2 separate regions of the Homo sapiens genome follow, and region 1 is linked to region 2. Evidence: chromatin loops called from intact Hi-C (ENCODE). Cell type or tissue: tibial artery. All regions are shown on one strand. Links, peaks and the distances in the headings refer to the core of each region. The heading gives the core; the rest is flanking DNA.

Region 1 (10,725 bases), core at 1,184-9,183, 920 kb before region 2:
CGAATATATTTTCTTTTATATTTTGTTTACATTCTTTCCTTTCAATCTAGCTCTAAGTGTACAATATTCTTAATGATTGACTTCTGCTTACTGAAGTATAGAGAATAACATATAAGCAGCAACAGTTTTATATGTATTAGATAGAAACATATGCAGTGATCGTCAAGATTCTATGCAAGAACCAAAAACATATAACTATTAAAATACAACACATGATAAATATTATCCAGCCTTCAATTTTACAGCCAGATAAAAGTATCAGAAAAAAAGAGAAGAAGAGATGGAAATAGAAAGAGAGAAGAAGGAGGTAAAGGTCGAATGAAGGAAATGTGGGAGAGCTGAGAAAGAGAAACTGACAAGCAGAAATTAAATGTAGGAGGCAAAGCTTGAGTTGTCAAACAACAAAGAGAATATGTACACAAATAATACATGAAGAACAATACATAGAAAGTCCAGTATACAATATGGAAAGGTAGATTTGTCAATAAAAATTTGGCCTTCAAGAATATTAAGATGCAAGCTTTTAAAATCATTTTTCAAGTATAGCTATAACTAAAGATAGTCTCTGGGTCAGGTGAAATCCATGACCAAATTGAGATATAAATACAAATGTTATTCATGCTGACATGCTTGTCATGTATTTTCTGTTTTGTCCCCTATTACATTTTTGAATATTATATTTTTTTTCAGTATTTATCTCTAGTCCTTGAAAAATATTAAATTATCCTCCTTCTGATTAGTTATTCACTCATTGTCTATATCTATGAGAGTAGTTTCCTTTAATTCTGTCATCTAGAGTATTTCAGTATTCTTTTAAATATTTTTTTCACATTTAACTTCGGTCTCTTAGAGAAACACAGTACTACAACAAAGTTGTTGCCTTATAAACATGTTATTTTTACATACTTCATAAGTCTACAAATGGTGTATGTTTATACTTTATGAATACATTTATAAATATTAATGATGCATTCTCAAAATTTATTAGTAATGATAGAGGTTTGTAATAAAAAATATTTGGAAATCACTGCCATAGTAGAAAGCTCATGGCTTTTGGAGCAATACATACATTCCTGGGTTCAAATTCCAGTAATGTTACTTATTTACTTTATAGTCTTGGATGATGCACTGAGATTTCATTAGATTTATCTTTTTAATTTTATTTTATTTTTACATGTATATCATTACATGATACCCTGCATTGCTGTTAAGAGGATTTTGAGATACACACACACACACACACACACACACACACACACACACTGGATACTGACAGCTATTGCTGTTATTTGGGTCTTCTCCACAATTTAGAAACTTGTATTCCATTTCTATAGTTAATGTGTTTTTTATAATTTTCTGTAAAATGTTGCAGATTATATATTTTTTCAGACATTCCATTTTATGTAGTCTGTGTAAAACAAACTATATTTTTACTAATCTTACAGAAGTAAGATTTTGCATTGCTTATTTAATAATGACCCTGTGAGAGGTCTTTTTTCATGAGGGAATAGGGAGCTTAGCACAGCATGCTATGCAGAAGTAGGATAGTTCTCAACACTATCTAATGCAATGGTTCTCAAACTGTTTTGACAGAGATGCTTAGAAATAAATACCTTTTGCATTGCAATTCGGATAACATAATATACACTCATTTATATACTGAAACAAGGAATTGTACAGTAAAATATATTTTTTCTTCTCTTTTATTTTATTTAAAAATCTCCTCTCAATTGATTTCATGACTCACTTAAGGGGCATGACTTGAAATTTGAAAAACACTGTTCTAAAGGGCATAGAACAAAATAACATTTAGTGTTGGTCATTATATGTAGTGTAGAGATGATTTATAAAAGTTTTTTGGCTGAACTAGCATTTCAATCTTGATATAAATGTTTTAATGTTATTTAAAAACCACATAATATTGAGTGAGTTTAAAATTGTTTTCTCAAAAGAAAATGTAATAATATAATGGTTGATTTTTCTTATGGTTTTTAAACATTTATTGATGCAACACAAAAATGTATTTTTCTTTTCTCTTTTGACAGATTGGCTATTTGGTCTTCTTACGACTTTTTATATTTTTCCTGCATGGTCATCTAGAAAGTTTTAAACAACATTTACTTAGGCTTCAACCATATTTATACGGTAGAATATCTTTTATTTTTACACTTATAAATGTTTTATGTTATATTTTGATAAGCTCAGACTGTCACTATAAAGAACGTAAGCTGCATTTTATTTTTCATAAAAGATAATAGGTGCAGTGTTGAAGAGCACAGCTTCAGGGCCAGATTGCATTTGTTCAGCTCACTGCCCCTCCAACCCCCATACTTTTGTTATTTCTTTGTGGTGAGAACATTTAAAATCTGACTCTACTTTTTTTTCCGGCAATTTTGAAAAATGCAATACATTATTATTAACTATAGTTATCATGTTGTGAAATAGATCACTAGACCTTATTCCTTCTGTCTAACTGAATTTTTGCACTCTGATATCTCCCCCTTCCCCATCCGTTCTCACGACCTACTCCCTGTTCCAGATGCTGGTAATCCTCATTCTGTATTCTGCTTTTTCACTTTGCCACTTAAGTTTATGAGCTTTTTTGTGACTCAGTTTTCTTATTTGTAATAGTATCTACCTCCCTGAATTTCAGGAAAGTTAAATTCATATTTTAGTAAGGTTCTGGACTTGGTGATCCACTGAATCTAAGCTATATGTAAAGAAGAGTGAGAAATTCAAGCGGGAGCTGAAGTTTTGCATGTTGAGTAATAGAATTAAGATAATGATGTTCTGAACTAGGAAAAATTTGGAGAAATATTGGGCATATTGAATTTGAAGGTCACTCAGGTATATATACCCAGCAAGCAGTTGAAAACAGGTTTGGAACTAGGGAAATAAGTGAAGCCTGCCTGGGATATAGAATTGACAGTCATCCATGTTAATGTGGCCGAGGGCGAGGGGCAGGGAGAAACTAATTCCAGGAATGAAATCTTGGGGAACATACATTTAATGGATTATTGGTGTAACAGGGCCCAGGAAAAGGGAAATAAGGGAGGTAAGAGGAAGTGATTATGTTTAAGGAGAGAAATTCAAGATCAACATTGTCATAGAAGTATTAAATAGTAGAAGGTCTGAAAAATGATGAGTTTCTACAATCAGAAAATCACTGCTGATCTTGGGAGCATACCCAGTGGAGAGGTGGAAGCGGAATTCAGATTGGAGGTAAACAAACAGCGAGGGAAAATTTAAGCATAAGGCAAAAATTGTGAACTATTTCAAAAAAAGCTTAGCTATAAATATTTATGCTGATATGTAAATATGTCAATAGTTTATTTAGATGGATAAAATAAAGTCAAAATATTAATATGTTGTAGGATAAGGGAAGGAGAGGCTCAAGATAAAGAAAGGGAATTATATTTGATGAAAAAAGTCATGGAGGTGGGAACAGAAGGTAATAGCAGAAGTGTTATGGAGACTAATCAATTAGTACCATTAGCATAAGTCCTAATCAGATGTGGCCGTAGACTGATAGAATAGGAATTCTTGTCTAACATTTCACTTGTTTTTATATCTTCATTAAATTATAGAACTACTTCTTAACTCCTCACAGTGTTCAGCATAGTGACTTACCAAATATTCAGATGATTATGGCAGATCAACTTTGAAAAATTATTTGAGTAAAAAGCTCAAGTTCTCATATTAGATTGTTATTGAGGATATACCCTCCTCAAAAAAAAAATCTTTCTTTCACATACAAGAATAAAATCCCCAAATTGTGCCCTCTTACCAAATATAATAGAGCCTTAGGTTGCAGCTCTACCTTTAACAATAGGCTGTTTTCTACCTGAAGCTATCAGCGGCTGCTACCTCTCCACATAGCTGTCCAGTAGAATGGTCATTATTAATTTTTCCATTATGTGGATGGACTAAAACCCAAAGTTTGTCTAAAAGTTTATACAAAGAGCAGCACTGAGATGATTCTGTTAAATATAATGTGGTGTTATGTTAAATTATCTTATTGTTGTAAATAATAACATCTTGTTTTTATTATTTACAACATATTGTTGTAAATAATAACATCTTGAGAAGGAATAAAACTGGAGAATGTTTGTCTAGAATCAATGACATTGATTTCTTTGTAGAATTACAATGTCAAAGTATCCATTATGAATACAGCATCTATTATAGCTTGATTTATTTTCATCTGGAAGTTTCCAAGCATTGTTGAACAGTAACTATATTTAATTGGGCATTCAATGATTATGAAATTGCTGTCCTGAATTATATAAACTCTTACGTATAAATTATTTACCGTCTAGTATTCTATTATACCACCAGGGGGCATACATAACATTATAAATCTTAAATAGGAAACTAGCAGTTTCTGCATCTAAGTACTGAATTTAATTATAGTTTAATAGCTAAAAGACAAATGAAACACAGTGCAAAATATTAATAAATTATTTCTCACAGATGATTTTTCTTACAATAGCACTTTCTTTCTCTGGAGCATCATATCACAAGTATCCAAACATCTTTTCAAATGTGCAATTCATCCTGAAAGCCTCGGAAATTATAGGTAAAAGAGAACTCCGTTCTGAATCCATTTTTAGACCTGTGGAAGATAAGAAAAGATATGAGAACACAGATTCTGATATGGTGAGTAATCTGGTATGGTGGGTATATCCTGTTGCCTGATGCATCAGATATCATTACTATGATTAAGTAATGGTGCTTATCAATACAGTAGACATTGAGGAATGATGAGTTTAGCTGTGGAGGAGGGGTGAACAGCAAAGATACGAATTTCATGCAACCATATGCACAGTTCCTGGAGAGTAGTTAATAGGATGAGTAGGAGGTATCAATATATAACTCTACTACTTTAAATGGGGTAATGCCATAATACCTTCTTCTTTCCTCACATATTTTCCAAAAAAGACCAGTAAGCATTTCAAAAACTTCTTTTATTTTTTTGTTAAACTTATTTATTATTTTACAGTTTATAAATAGAAAATTTGTTTTTCTTAACAACTTCTAAAAAAGGAAAAATACGTTTAACATTATGCGAGTTGAAACACCTAAGGAAATTTGAGGAAGAGTCTGTTTTTAGATAATGTTATGTGTTACCTTATAATTTTCCCATGCTTCCTATAAGCCCTTTCTAAAATTGGCTATAAATTAAATATATAAGAAAAAAATTCCAACACATCTATTTGTAACCTTTCTGGGCCTAAGTGTTTTCTCTTTGGCAAATTACTAGTTCACCATTTATATAACAAGTGACATTTACTGAGTAAATTGAGCCTTCTGGTTATAATTACTAATGAGCACAAATTACCTCATGTGAGAAAGGGATCTGTTTTTAAGTATAAAAAATGTTTTAGCAGTAAATAGATAATGAAAGATATCGAGCAACAGAAAGAGCACTGATCATGAAGAGAACAGACATGCTTATGAACTGGTTCTGTGATCTACGAGAGGCCCACCAATCTCGCCAAACTTCCATTTGCATATCTTTAAAAAGTCGTCATTATTGTCATAGTCATCATCATCATCATCACCATCATCAGTCTGCCCTAACTCTTTTACAGGGTTGTTATAAAGATTGCAGAAAAAAAAACCAGCATGTGCTTTATAAAATTATTAAATGCCATGCAAACATGAATAATAATTACTGAAAATATATATTTAGGACCTCACTTTACCCTAAACAGTGACCTATAATATTTTCATCTAAGGATATAAGTATGTTGGCTTACTGTTGTGATTGGAATGTTCTTCCTTTAAACAAATAGGATTCCATGAAATCTTGGCAATGTGAATAGTCTGGTTGTGAGGTAGGCAACTGTCAATGTTGATTCTGATTCTCTTTAAGAATGAATCCATTTTGTCACTCTTGGTGCACACACACACAGCAAGCAAATGGAAGCTTACTGCTGTACAGCTCAGCCTGAATTAGAAGGGGCAAAAATGTCAATACATGAAAGGGACATATCAGCTTACAGTGGGACAAGTCACTAAATCTCTCTGTGCCTTTTTCCACTTTGTAGAACAAAGCTTAGATTCAATCTCTTCTAAATTCTATTTCAGCTTTATCTATGTGATCCTGTAAGGGGATTATAACAGAGTTTGACCTATCAGGTTTATTGACCTTCTTTTTCTCCTCCTCTTATCTCGTAATATAAAGACTATAAATATAGGATAGCATAGCCACAGTGCTGCTAAAATTACTGATTTGGCTAATCAGCACTCAGTCAGTGCTGGACTGCATATCTTAAAGTTCCCCAGTTTCAGCCCAGTTTCTCCAGTACAGCTAGCTTTTCCAGGTCAGTTGACTATTTACTCATTCAATACCCATCTCTCTCACCTGGGAAAGGAAAGAGGAAAAAAGACATAAAAGTGATAGAAATGGAAATAGATACATTTGCATCAATCTCATCTCCTTTCCTTATGATTGTTTTAGTATATTATAGCAGAGGATTTGTGAATTTATTCCTGTAGCCCTTATCATTTGATAAAGCTAAAAGGTCCATAGCACTATACTTTGGCCACTTGAAAGTATTTGATTTTTAGTGTTCCTATATGCATTGAAATAAAGGCATAATTACTTAATTTGTTGTCAAAGTGCTACCAAAATTGCATTGAAAGTTTTATAGGATATTACGATACATTAGGATACATGCCATATGAGCATGGGTTCCACTTAAGAATAGGAAATTTCCTTTCGTCTGCTGTTGGACCCCATTTCTCTTTTTAATGTCTTTTTAAGTGATCCAGACACAGGGTTTCCATTGACTTTGACAAATGGTACACTTAATTAGCTCTTTGGATAGCAGAGCCAGAACGCTGGATTGAGTTTTCCACTCTGTCCTTTGCTCACTAGCAAAGCTAAATTTTCTTTTTATTTATTTATTTATTTATTTATTTATTATTATACTTTAAGTTTTAGGGTACATGTGCACAATGTGCAGGTTAGTTACATATGTATACATGTGCCATGCTGGTGTGCTGCACCCACTAACTCGTCATCTAGCATTAGGTATATCTCCCAATGCTATCCCTCCCCCCTCCCCACACCCCACAACATTCCCCAGAGTGTGATGTTCCCCTTCCTGTGTCCATGTGTTCTCATTGTTCAACCATTGTGGAAGTCAGTGTGGCAATTCCTCAGGGATCTAGAACTAGAAATACCATTTGACCCAGCCATCCCATTACTGGGTATATACCCAAAGGACTGTAAATCATGCTGCTATAAAGACACATGCACACGTATGTTTATTGCGGCATTATTCACGATAGCAAAGACTTGGAACCAACCCAAATGTCCAACAATGATAGACTGGATTAAGAAAATGTGGCACATATACACCATGGAATACTATGCAGCCATAAAAAATGATGAGTTCATGTCCTTTGTAGGGACATGGATGAAATTGGAAATCATCATTCTCAGTAAACTATCGCAAGAACAAAAGCTAAATTTTCTAAGCACAGTTGTCACTTGGTAGTAATAATAGTTCTTTGGAGAAGGTAGATTTAAACCCTGCTACAATGCAGTGGACCTTTTATTAAATAGTTTCATCTGTTCTGAAGTACAAATAGTTCTCTGAAAACTAGCAAAGACAGAGTTTACATTCTAGTATGATTAGCAATCTCATTCTGTAATACTTTTTGATAAGCCAAAGGCATTACCTAAGTTTGGGACATTTTGTGCTGTCCTGTAATTGTAAATGGTTACTAGGAATTATTAGAATGAGACATAAACTCCTTAAAATTAGGAGCATTATCCTATGATTCACGTCAAATTATCCAGGTAACACTTTGTATTGGGAGATCCTTTCATGGCAATGTCAATCATCCCCCAAAATGACTGAAAACTACATGAAACCCAGAAAGCTGTCCCTGAGCAGCCAAAATAGAGCCCATGCTTCAAAGCTCATTTCTATTATAAAAGAGAGCCTAGTCAGACACTCATAATTTATGTACTTAAATTTGCATAAAATCTAAACTGGTGTTGTTATCTGAATTTTCAGCCAACTGTAGATTAACAACACTTTTGTAGGTGGGCTTCTCAAAGTAGGCATTGTTCCAGCTACAAATGATAGCCCAAAGCTGGACAGCAAGGGAGGGAGACGAAAGAACTGTGGGAAGTGGTTATAAAAGCCAAAAAAGAAAGGAAGGAAGGGAAGTAAGGAGGGAGAGAACAAAGAGAGGGAGGGAAGGAGAGAAAGAAGGAAGAAAGGGAGGGGAAAAAAGTTCTCTGGGTGTCATTTAAGGCAGTGCTCAGTGCTTTTCAAACTATCTGTGGTAAAAGATCTCTCCTAATTTATTTTTAAATTTCCAAACCATTACAGATGGATAATTTTGTAAAATATAATAATAATGACGACAAATTACTGAAAACTAAAATAGAAAAGACCAAAAAACACAAGCTTTAATTTTTAATAGACTGAATATATATAATTATTTTTCAAATTGTTATGAAAGTGTCTAAATACGTATTTTTCATTTTTTGTGCTCTAATTAACAGTTTGCAAATGGCAGTTATCTGCCAACCACACCTTGAGCAGGACTGATTTAGGGTAAAGGCACAGAACTCAAGAGTAAGCAACATTGCTCACTCTTGGTCTTCTGCACTGATGATATATGTGATGATTGTATTAAATCACATAGTCATCATCATTACATTAATTCATTGAAGTTTGATAAATTTATTTTTTATTTTTTGAAAAAATGTTTCTTGCTGAAGATTGCTTGATGGGCCGGGCATGGTGGCTCATGCCTGTAATCCCAGCACTTTGGGAGGCAGAGGCGGGTGCATCACTTGAGGTCAGGAGTTCGAGACCAGACTGACCAAAATGGTGAAACCCTGTCTGTACTAAAAATATAAAAATTACCGAGGTGTGGTGGCAGGCACCTGTAATCCCAGCTACTTGGCAGGCTGAGACAGGAGAATTGCCTGAACCCAGGAGGCGGAGGTTGCAGTGAGCCAAGATCACGCCATCACACTCCAGCCTGGGTAACAGAACAAGACTCTGTCTCAAAAAAAAAAAAAAAAAAAAAAGCGCTTGAAATACATAAAATTCCTGAGACTAACTAATAAGCCCTACCTATCTGGAAAATTCGCAGGTGTGGCAGGTTCCTTTCCTCTTGATGATGTCAATGTTCTACTGCCAAAGGCCACTAGGAGCACATCTGCAATTAGACATATTGGGTTTATTACTTGTTGCCGAGAGAGGGAGAGAGAGAGAGAGAGAGAGGAGGAGAGAGAGAGAGGAGAGAGGAGAGAGAGAGAGAGAGAGAGAGAGAGAGAGAGAGAGAGAGAGAGAGAGAGAGAGAGAGAGATATGAGAGACATACCACAAGGAACTATGGGATGTCTTAATAAGAGAGTGTTAGAAGGAATCTACTAGAGGATTTGGACTTTATTTGGATGATCTTGGGAAGAGTCTAAGGAAGTAAGGGTTCTCTCTAGAGGTTTGATGCTGTCAAAAAGTTGGGGCAATTCTGTGATTATGTATTTTGTGGGTGGCAGAGTGACTTTGTTTATATCTGTGCTTAGAAACAAATTGTCAAGTGGCTTTGTTTATTTCTTATGGTCTCAGAGTAATATTGTCCAAAATTGCTATCTTGTGAGTTTATGTCCAATAGGAGATCAAAATAACCTGGCTGTGTCAGACCAGCTTGTAATAGTATGTCAAATCAATCCCAGACATGAGAGGATGCTTTTTATTTCTCCACGATGTGTAAAATTGGCATAATATAAAATTGAAGATAAAACTCAAATCTTGTTCGTTGTCTAAATCCTGATTTTTTTCTTTACCAAATGCTTTCTGAATTTTCTCTGATGATGGTACATAAATACATTAATGCAAGAATGGTTGACCTAATTGAATAGTTTATGTAGTCCTGCAATATCTATGATTAAAATAATATTTATTATAAATTAACCATTCGAGTCACTCCGAAGTTTTTTTTTATTCTTGTTTTATTTTTATTTTTTTAATATTATGCTTTAAGTTCTAGGGTACATGTGCACAACATGCAGGTTTGTTACATATGTATACATGTGCCATCTTGGTGTGCTGCACCCATTAACTTGTCAAACATATTTATTTACCTATTTATTCAAAATAAGTTTGCAATCTGAGGATTGTCAGGCATCCAGGCTGAGACAACTAGAGCAATTTGAGAAAAGAATTTCATTTATATGGGTTCCAGTTTTGGGGTAGACCCTACCATAAAGCAGAAAATTGAGTTATATGTGGACTTACTGAAGTCAGTATGTCTCAGACTAATGCTTTACATTATTTTAGAATAGTGCTTTTCTGTGGTGTGTTCTAACACTGTCAACACTGAATTGTTTTCATTTGCTTTTCTGAATTATTGTTCCCCAGAATCAGTAGCTTTGTACAGATGTTGTCTTCCTCATGTCTTTATCTCCAGAATCTTAACGGAATTCCTGACATAAAGTAGATAAATACACAACTATGGGACTTAACTAAACACTTTATTAGAAACTTAAAATATCTTAGCTTAAAATTTATGTATGAACTTCTTGCTTTCTATCTGAAAAGTACTCAACATAAAAATTATCTTGAAATTGTAGTCCTGATGTTGTTTTATATAATAAATAAGAATTATGAAGCCCTTTAGATTCTAAGTGTTTCATTTTAACATAAAAATCACAAAATATCAACTAAGTTAACAATTTGAGTACCTA
Region 2 (10,725 bases), core at 2,050-10,049:
GAATCTGTATATATTTTCCTAAATACATATGCTATCAAAGGCTGTCTGAAATAGGGGAAATGCTTTTCTTCACTTATCACAACACCACAGACTGCAGCTTTTGAAATCCCTTCTGATAGATTCTGTTGAATAATTCCAATACTGAAGATACAAATTTACCACAGCAGGTAATGGTAAATCAAGTTACTCTTATTACAAGCAGTATTAGAACATGTTGATTCATCTCGCCAGCAGTACAGCTACACATCTTCATAAAATAAAACATTACCTTAATCTAAAATGCCATCACCACAGAGCTTTTAAAGATACCACATTTTGTCCGGGCACGGTGGCTCATGCCTGTAATCCCAGCACTTTGGTAGGCTGAGATGGGTGGATCACCTGGTCAGGAGCTCCAGACCAGCCTGGCCAACATGGTGAAACCCCATCTCTACTAAAAATACAAAAATTAGCGGCTGAGCGCGGTGGCTCACGCCTGTAATCCCAGCACTTTGGGAGTCCGAAGCGGGCGGATCACCTGAGTTCGGGAGTTTGAGACTAGCCTAGCCAACATGGAGAAACCCCGTCTCTACTAAAAATACAAAATTAGCTGGACATGGTGGCAGGCGCCTATAATCCCAGCTACTTGGAAGGCTGAGGCAGGAGAGCCACTTGAACCCGGGAGGCGGAGGTTGTGGTGAGCCAAGATCGCACCATTGCACCCCAGGCTCGGCAACAAGAGCGAAACTTGGTCTCAAAAAAAAAAATAGGTAAATAATAAAAAAATAAAAATTAGCTGGGTGTGGTGGCATGCACCTGTAGTCCCAGATACTCGGAAGGCTGACGCAGAAGAATTGCTTGAACCTGGGAAGCAGAGGTTGCAGTGAACCAAGATCGCATCACTGCACTCCAACATAGGCGATAAAGCGAGACTCCGTCTCAAAAAAAAAAAAATACCACATTTTATCTTATACTTACAATATTATAATACTACAAACTTAATACATGAGTGCCCACATTTCTCCAGATCTTTCTGTACTTTGAGGAAAAGATCATTTTAGAGCCATATACACAGCAAAACTGCCTATAGCTCAACAAGTACACACTGAATAAGAAGACAACCCTTCCTGGGAATATTTTTATTATGGCTTTGGTCCCATAATCCATGGATAAGAGTATTATTCAAAATAAACATTAGCTAGAGGAGTTAGTTCATGAAAAAAGGATCCTACAGCCATTAAAGATGACTTTCAATCTCATTTAGCTTTAAAGATATCATTAATGATCAGTACCTGGAATTCTGTACTGAATTAAGTACATGGAGAAAATTATGGCCTAGGGATATATGCACACAATGGTCTAAAGAACATCATTTTTAAAATTATATTATGCGGTGGAATAAAGTCTCCCTCCAAACAGGTGAAATTCTTGAAATGAACACCCTCATAAGCAAATTCTGTACATGTGACAGAGAAGAGTGGAATGACCTTAAAAGGATGCACTTGTAGTCTGCATTAAAGAAACAGAAATCATAGATAATGCTTCAATTATGCTGAGAAGTCAAAGAATACTTATAGTAACATTGAAAAAGACAATTTTCTGTAGGGCAAGAAAATCACTTATGAGAAAACTACTTTATTCTTTGATTTGCTAATCAGTTCTACAGGGAGGCCACAGCATTGCACCGCTCAGGAGTGGGGAAGGAGGTCATGATATTTGATTTACTCCGCTTTTAGTGAAAGAGAAAAACCAAGCAAAAAATCACATATCAAATACCTTTGAGAGAACAAATTTAGAGTCTACCACAAGGTAGAACAGGCTCAGTTACCACTCAGTCCTATGAACAAAATCAATCAATGTGTATCTACAGCTAAATCCGTAAATTTATTACATAATTATTTGCCTCAAATAGGACACTACCCGCTGGTATTGGCCTCACTGTGATCCTTCCAGCATGGCTGAATCTGTGTATCTTCTCCTGCCTTCCTGGAAAACTGTGTGCCTTTCCTTCTCCCTGCTTCAAAGGCCAACCCTCTGCCGAGCAACAATCCCATTTATCTCAACTGCTCCAAGGCTTTGTTCTTTGCCCTTTTGATTAAACCCTCTCAATATTGCTCAATCAAGTTCCACTTCTAAAAGCAACTCATTCTCAGTAATGTAACATGTTCTATTAGATCAAACTATACGAAAATGCCATTCTCATAGGTAAAACATAGTCAAATATCACCAATTTCGTAAGGTTGAACTTAATATTTATTATATGCTATATACATCTAAAAAAGTCAAACTCTGTGCTTCCACCCTCCTGTGCTTAACCCCATGTGATGGTTAATTTGGGGTTCAACTTGACTAGATTAATGAATATCCAGATAGCTGGTCAAACACTGATTATTCTTCAGGGCTTCAGTAGGCACTGGGCCCATCCTTTATCTACTCAAAGTGAAACCCAGGTGGTTTAGCAATTGATTAGAATTATTGAGCTGCCCCAGGTGTATCTGTGAGAGTGTTTCCAGAGGAGACGGTGTGTGAGTGGACTAAGTGGAGAAGATGTGCCCTAAATGTGGTAGTCACCATCCAATCAACTGGGAGCCCAGATGGAATTAAAAGGCAGAGAAAGGGCAAATTCTCATCCTCTCTAAGAGCCTGGCCGCTTTTCCTCTCCTGCCATTGGATGTCAGAACTCCAGGTTCTCCAGCCTTTAGACTCCAGACTCACACCAGTGGTCCCTGGGCTCTTGCACCTTCCACCTTGGACTGAGCTCCACTATTGGCTTCTCTGGTTCTAAGGCCTTCAGACTTAGACTAAGTCCTGCTACCAGCTTCTCTGGTTCTCCAGCATGCAGATGCAGATGGCCAATAGTGGAACTTCTCAGTCTCCATAATCAAATAAGCCAATTCTCCTAATAACTCCCTTCTCATGTGTGTGTGTGTGTGTGTGTGTGTGTGTGTGTGTGTCCTATCAGTTCTGTCTTTCTGGAGAACCCTGAATAAAACATCTTACATTCCCATTCCCCTCCAGGGCCCCACCCACTTCATGTACCGGGATTATCAAAAGTTTCTCTCTACTCATTATCCCCCTTCCTTACAAACTCCCATTCATTCATCTGCCCATTACAATCAGCATCTGCTCACCACTCCACCAAAACTGACCTTGTAAAGTTCCCAGAGGCTCCCATGTTTCAAGCCTGATGAAAAGCACTCTGCCCTTACCTTATCCGTCATCTCAGGGAGTATTAGGCACAATGGAGCACTCCTTCCCTCTGGAAATGTTTTCTTTACTCATTCCCAATACAACATGCCCTAGGTTTTCCTCCTGCCAACTGTTTATCAGTCTCCTTTGCTGGCTCCTTCTCTCCCAAGCTCTAAATGTTAGAGCACCTCAAGGTTAGCTTCTTGAGCCTCTTACCTCTCTATACTCTCTTACATGATCTCATCCACTCCATGATTTAAATTCCATGATGTCTCCCATATTTGTATCTCCCGCTGAAACCTCACCCCTGAAAAACAGACCCATATATTCAAATACCTGCCTGATGCCTCAAATTGGCTTTCAAACTTAAGTCCAAAAATCATCCTCCTCAAAAAGACACCTACAGTCCTCAGATCTCCAGTAAAGGGCTTTAATCTCTACCTAGTTAGGCACCCTCAAAATCAAAACATTGTACACCACAGTCAGTAAGGACTGAATATCTCTTTCTCTCAACTTAGCTTCACCTTCATCTTATCTCCGTTCCAAGCCAGCTCCTCCCCACCCTACCCTAAAACCTTTGTACATGGTCTCTGTTTACATAATGCTTCAACTCTCATGCCAAACGTCACCTCTGCATAGCCTTCCCCAGCCAGTCTAAAACAGGCCTCCTCATGTTATGGTTTATCTCAATTTATTTCTTGTTTCCTCCACAGTGTTATTACAATTATCTATTTTATTCATGTATTGCTTCCCTCTTTTCCTCACTAAATGAATCCCTATATTGACAACAGGCACCATAGCTGTTTTACTCAATGTACTGTACCCTGATGCCTACCTACCTAGCACACAGCAGGACCTTAGGTATTTATTGGGAGAAAAAAAGGAAGGAAAGAAAGAAAAATGGCATGTAACATTTTTTTCTAAGTATTCAATGTTTTGGCATACAAACCCACACCAAAAATAATACAAATAAAAACAAAACACACCATTTTTGAAGAAAGAAAATCCAAAAGAAGTCTTCACTGCATCCCAAAAAGTAGGTAAGAATGGGAAGGAAAGAGCTAATTAATAGGGTGGTTTTCATGGGCTGTTTGGGAAATAACATAGAATGGGACCCACGTTGGCCACAGGATGACAACCATGACCTGGTGAATAGAATACAATATGTGGCTCCCTTTCTAGAGCAAAGATTATGGATTCTGTACAGTCCAATCAAAAGTTTTCCATTTTCACTACCATCACTAACCTGGCTCAAGAGACTATTATTTTCACCTCTTGTGGGGAGTGAAGGAAGTTTGGAAAAAGAACCCCAAGATAATTCTGGACTATTTCCTATCATGGTAGTGATATAAGATCTGCACTCAACCAAATCAAGTTTCTAGTTATAAGAGCTGTAGAAGATATATATGTTTATAATATACCCACCGATAGCAGCATTCAAAAGAAACAAAACTTTACCCCAAAGTGTATGCATGTATCTGAAACTTAGGATCTATACCACCTTTCATTTATGTTTTTTTTTTCCTTCAAATCTAATTGTGTTAGATTCAACATATCACTCCAACACATCAAGTTCTTTCTGGACTCTGATTATGTCATCAAATGTGCCCACCATGTAAGAGCAAAGATTACCTTTATCTTTAATGACATCCTTCACCAGATAAAGGTGGAAGCAATTCAGCTTAATGGCTAAGCATTGGCTCCTGTTCAGGCTATCTGGCTTCCAATACTAGTTTCCGCACTTATTGGCCATGTGATCTTGGGGAAGTAACTTAATCCTGGGCCTCAGTTTCTATGGGCAAAATGCAGATACTAATATCCATTGCTTGGACTGGCTGTGAAAGAATTTAGCACAGGACCTGCCAACAAGTAAGCAGTGAAGAAAGTATTATTGCAGCTGCTGCTACATAGTAAAAGTATGGCTTTTGAAAAATCACTTTGAAGGGTACTACAATATGCACCTCCAGATAGTATGTGTCATAATTAAGAACAGACTCTGAAGCCAACCAAAATTTGAATTCTGGCACCACTACTTACTGGCTATGTAACTCTGGGCAAGTTCAAAGTTACATAACTTCTCTGTGCTGCAGTTTCCTCATCTGTAAAATGGGGAGAATAATACCTAACTCATAGGGTTGTTATGAGGATTAGTTAGTATATGCAAGTAAATTTAAATAGCGCCTGGTGCAGTAAGCAGAATAATGTTTAGTCAAAGATATCCCTGTCCTAATAATCCCTGAAATCTGTGAATACCTTGCCTTACATGACAAAAGGAATTTCACTGATGTAATTAATTTTAAGGCTTTGCAGATGGGAAGAAAACCCTAGAATATCTGAGTAGGCCCAATGTAATCATAAGGAAAAGAGGAAAATGGAAGAGTCAGGCCAGAGAGGGAGATGTGAGGACACAAGAAATCAGAATGATGCTATTGCTGGAAGGCAGCCTTGAGCCAAGGAATGCACTCAGCCTCCAGAAGCTGGAAAAGGCAGGGAAACAGATTCTCCCCTGGAGCTCCAGAAGGAATGCAGCTCTGCAGACATCTTTATTTTAGTCCAGTAGGGCCTGTTTCAGACTTCTGACCTAAAGATCTGTATGATAACACATTTTTCTTGTTTTACGCCACTAAGTTTGTGGTGATAGCAGCAATAAGAAACTAATATACTTAGCAAATAGTTGGCCCTACAAAAATAAAGCTTATATTCTTATGCTTAGTCCTTTTTAGAGAAATTCTTGCCCAAATCTCCATCATCAGAGCTGGAGAGCCATGACCCTAAGGAGCTGTGAGCCCAAGCAATGGAGGGTGAGGCCGTGCAACCTCATAAACTGTCTTCCAGGGGCATAATTTGGTCTAACAAGGCTCTACACCTAACTTTGAATAAAGGAGTTAAGAAAAGACAGAGTCACCCTTTATGGTTCAAAGTAATTTTCAGAAAAAGCAGCATCAACATCTTTATCTTAGACTGAGTTTTAGAATCAATCAATTAAAAAATTTTAAGCCATTCTGGAGCCACAGTAGGGCATATGGAGTAAAAGACTGCAGTTTGCCAGGTAAAAGCCATGGTAGCTTGGACAGGAAGGGAAGGAACATGAAAGAATGACAAGAAAGATGAGTTAGGAATGGGAGGGGCAGGAAAGGAAAAAAAATTGGCATTGAGTTTTTTGCTAGGGCAAGGGGGAGGATTATGGGTGGCATTTTAGAGGAACAGGCCCACAAGCCAGTTACTGGGGAGGAGACAGAAGGGCAAATGTTATATTCTGAAACTATTAGATAGCTGAATGGTGGTGTCAGTGAACATGCAAGTCTGGAACTCAAGAGAGAAGTCAGGGCTAAATATATAAACTTGAGTGGCCAGAATAAATATGAATTTCAAGCAATGGGAACAAATGGGATTACCTAGAAAAGCGCAGAGATCTGCCTTTTATAATTTAAAATGGCTCACCAGGCGATTCTCACACATCCCCAGTTAAGAAGCGCCGCATTAAAGCTAAATATAGGAACTGCGATTTGGTAAAAGAGAGTCTGTATTTCCAGCAGGGGTGTCATCGTTATTGCTGCAGTCCCTGGTCAGTCAACCACTATTCAATCTCTACAGAAAAACCCTGCCTTTAGTCAGATCTCTGGAACTTAACAGGAAGGCTTTTGGGCTTGATAAAATGACAGGTAACCCTCCAAGCGCCCACTCCACCCCTTAAGATGTGTAGTGCTGAGGCCAAAAAGAGTGTGAACTGGGGCTGTGGCCACGATTCTGTATGTATCTCCACCTGTCTGTCAATGAGCCACAAGCCAGTTATAAATAACCTTTTAATGGTATTTTCCAGACTCAGAGCCTAACATGCCTGAATTTCTTCCAAATTGTGCAATTTGTCTTTGTGCAGCCACTTGTCCATTCAAAGAAATAAATGCCCTCACGATGTGAGCACAAAAAATACGTAGCTACAGAATACCTTACCAAATTGCAGAAGCAATATACTCTTTGCCCAGGCAAATCATTTTTCATAAATCTCACACCTGCCTAGGTATGACAGTAACAGAGGCTGCTCAGATGCAGGTAAGAGTGCCAAATGACTGTGAAGGGAAAAGCTGGGACTCCAAGCCCAACATCCCTTGTTCTGGCAGAGCACTCAAGGGACTCATGACTACTGCAGCTGGGCCACCAACTTAGTAGCTGCCAGAATCACTACACAGGATCCAAGCCCTGACCTCAAATAATAGCATCTCATTCCCTCACCACCCTCCTCCAAAAATGTGGTCAGGACTCCAGTTGCTGACGTTTTCTACAGGTTCCAGGAGACAGCACCAGCTCCACCCTATGAGTTTCCAGATGTATGTTTAGATTAGAACCATATGGCCCTATCTGCACCAGCCCAATATGGCTGCACAGAAACTACCTCCTGTTGAGGCAACATTTTAGACATCAAGCTATTACATAAAATGAGACTATGCAAAACAGATAACCACTTAAAAGTGAGTGGAAGAAGGGTGTATAACTAGGGCAAAATGTGTAGATTATAAAATTTTAATAAAATGCAGTTTTATTACTTACAAATCCATTTAATAACTGCAATTAAGTGGCACTAAACATATTAACTGTTGACTAACAGAACTCTTTCTTTAATTCAGCACTTCCCAATCTGTTCTATGGAACACTATTCTTTGCAGGATTTTTTTTTAAAAACCACACCGACTTTACTTCTAAAACTTATTTTTAATTTATATTCTTATGCTTAGCACTCTGACAGAATCTGTCAACAGTGTATCCCACCCAAGAACTTGCATGAAGGTTCATGTGATATGCTTTCAGGCCTTAACAATTCTCAGCTAGCTAAACAGGGTCATGTTGTTAACACATCATATAGGCAATGGTTGCTGGTCTATGTTGGTAATCTGTCTTACATGTTTGACAAATGCTTATCTTTGTACACAAGGTTACTAGGCACTATCCATTCACACTACCTAAACACATTTACCATGAATTAATGCCATGTATTGCATGTTAGGATATGCTAACAAAAGTTCTGTCAACATCTTATAATTTTAAACAAGTAATTTTGACAAACAATTTCAAAACAAAAAGAAAATAATTGTCAGTAATCAACCTAAACAGTGTTGGCCTATTAAAATAAATGCAACTGACATGTCTGAGATCGTTTTTCATACAGAAATAGTTTTGGAAAGCCTCTGAAGGCAGGGTTGTATTAAGTAGATAATCAACCCCCCTTCAACCTTATTTATACTAATCATCTCCTGAATAAGTCCCTTCTATTTCTTATTGACAGGGGACAGGTATTTAGGCAAGTCTCATCTGAATTATTATAAATTCTGAATTTCCAAACTACTCTTTATACAAGCACTACAGACTCTAAAGTTTTACAAATTCTTTCCTATTGCCTTTCTTTATAAAAATCCATCTGTAACAACTGGTCTACAAGGGCAAGGTGAGACACAGAAGCAACAAATGCAGTAGTAAGACATAACATAATACATAAAAATACATTAATAGCAAACTTCTAAATATCATACCATTGGTTATCAAAGATGAGTTAAGGATACAAATTTCTGGAGTTCTTCTCAAATCTCTTTTGTTTAAAACAATTATTGGTTGGATCTTCTACCTAAAAGTAGCAAGAAATATCCTATACATCAAGTGTTGTTATTTGACCCTACAAATTTTCCAGAGGTAGCCCAGGGTCAAAGACAGTTTTTACTTCTCCAGTTCATGGGGTCACCTACCAGCCCAACAGAAGGGAGTTTTTCTTTACTATCAACAAGAGGCAGTTTGGAGGGTATTCTCAGAAATCTGTCTGACTTTCAGAACAACTTTCAAACTTCAGCCCCCTATTTGGGGTGTTGCATTTTGATCCTTAATAAATCTCTCTCTCCCTCTCCACCACCGGGCTGCCCATCCTCCCTACACACACAGACACACACACACACACACACACACACACACACACACAATTTATGTTCTGTCTTAACCCAGAAAAAAAATAATTTAGTCTTATCATTTGTGCCAAAGATGAGAAGGGTCTTTTTTAAACTCTACTAAAACGCTTCTTTGAAATCCTTCCTTCTGATCATCTTATCTTTTCTTAGGTAAGCTGATCCATGAGCTGCTGGTTTCTGACAATTTGAACACAAGCTGCTTTATTTCATTAACATCTGCTACAAAATATTCTTAATGTAAGATGTGCAGCTTTTGGTTATCAGAAATGTACTTGGCCCTGCCCTCACTAAGCACAGTCCCCAAGTGAGCTCATTCATTCTCGGCTATGCTGATGACTACCAGATCAGCATCTCCCTTCCCTGATCTCTCACTGGCTTTCCAGCCCACTTGATTATTTCCACTAACATCCACGTCATCATAAATGAAATGAACTTGACTTTCCAGATCAGCTTGTCCCTATCTCCTTCTGCAAATAGTACAACCAGTCTCCAACACCCCAATGGAAAAAGGTAGGAGAAATTTTCTGATTCAAGCCACTCATCATTACCCTTGATCAAACCTGTTAAAAAGCTTTGGTCTTTCTCTTTACAAAATGTCTCCACATTTTTCATCCTCCCGATTCTAGCCAATTCAATACTGGTACAGGGATTTACTGCCTTATGTCTATATTACCTCAAACAGATTCTCAGCTGCCTTCCTACTTGAATCTTCCTACACACAGCTACCAGAATAATCTAGATTGAATATTCTCTTAGCTCCTTTCCAGGTCTGAAATTTTCTACAAAATTAATTCTCTCACACTGCTTTTCTCAAGCAGCTTCCTGGTATATTCAATAACTTGGAGTGATTCACTACCATCTAACTCATAACTCTTCAGACAAACTCTCAGGGCAATTTGCAATCTGATCCTGAACTACCTACAGTGTTTTCCCAACTACTCTTCACAGGCACCAAAGATTCTAAATCAAGCCAATCTCCTCCAGGATTCAAAGCCTTCATAAGCACCGTACTTTACACTAGCAATTTTCTTTCTCCCTTCAAAGTATCGTCCCATAGGGAAAGCTTAGCTTCTTTACCCTCTCCTTTAGTCAACTTAAGCCAGGCCATCACCAAAACTTGTTTCTGTTTTTGAGTTCTCTTTAAGGCCTTTGTCTTTATATCAGGAATGTAAAATAATATCATTGACTCTTGTTTTAGTCTTAGCTCCTGTATTCCCAGAACCTAGAACAGTGCCTGCTACATAATAGGTATGCTACAAATCTCTGTCCATTGGTAACAACTAGCATTTACTGAGCACTTACTATATGCCAGGCAACATTCTAACCTCTTTAACTTCTAATGAATAATAGCACTTAACTGGCTCTAATAGTTTCACAAACGGCAGTTTTGTTTCCCTAAATAACTAAAAAGTTCTTTCAAAACAAGTAACATATGTCTACCACAATTTCCATATTACCTAACCCAGTAAATTTTCAAATATATGTTGGATATGGGTATAGTACAGTGGAAGGCCAGTGAATTATAAGTCAGGATGCATGTCCCAGGTATCCTGTGACTGGGCAAATTGCTGAGGTCTAGTTTATGTGTGACTCGGTGCCCTTATCTGAAAAA

Evidence for each region. A loop is a pair of places that touch in the nucleus more often than their neighbours do. Peaks named below come from ENCODE experiments on the same cell type or tissue, not always from the same donor. Only the 100,000 strongest peaks of a DNase experiment are listed, where the experiment ranks them.
Region 1: it touches region 2 in a loop (4-fold over the local background); 16 of 110 quality-filtered maps call a loop at or near these places.

Annotation. Positions count from the first base shown.
Region 1 is chr5:110,619,201-110,629,925 of GRCh38, reverse strand. It overlaps TMEM232 (transmembrane protein 232), which reads left to right. Exons shown (of 14, transcript NM_001039763.4): 6 at 2,046-2,145; 7 at 4,493-4,659. Among named protein-coding and RNA genes, the nearest start is that of TMEM232, 100 kb to the left of the region's middle. In tibial artery, for the core only: a CTCF peak has its summit at 4,366 (motif pointing right); no DNase peak of the experiment used is centred there.
Region 2 is chr5:109,700,718-109,711,442 of GRCh38, reverse strand. The region is part of intron 1 of MAN2A1 (mannosidase alpha class 2A member 1); the gene reads right to left. Among named protein-coding and RNA genes, the nearest start is that of MAN2A1-DT, 15 kb to the right of the region's middle. In tibial artery, for the core only: no CTCF peak of the experiment used is centred there; no DNase peak of the experiment used is centred there; H3K27ac peaks cover 2,656 bases.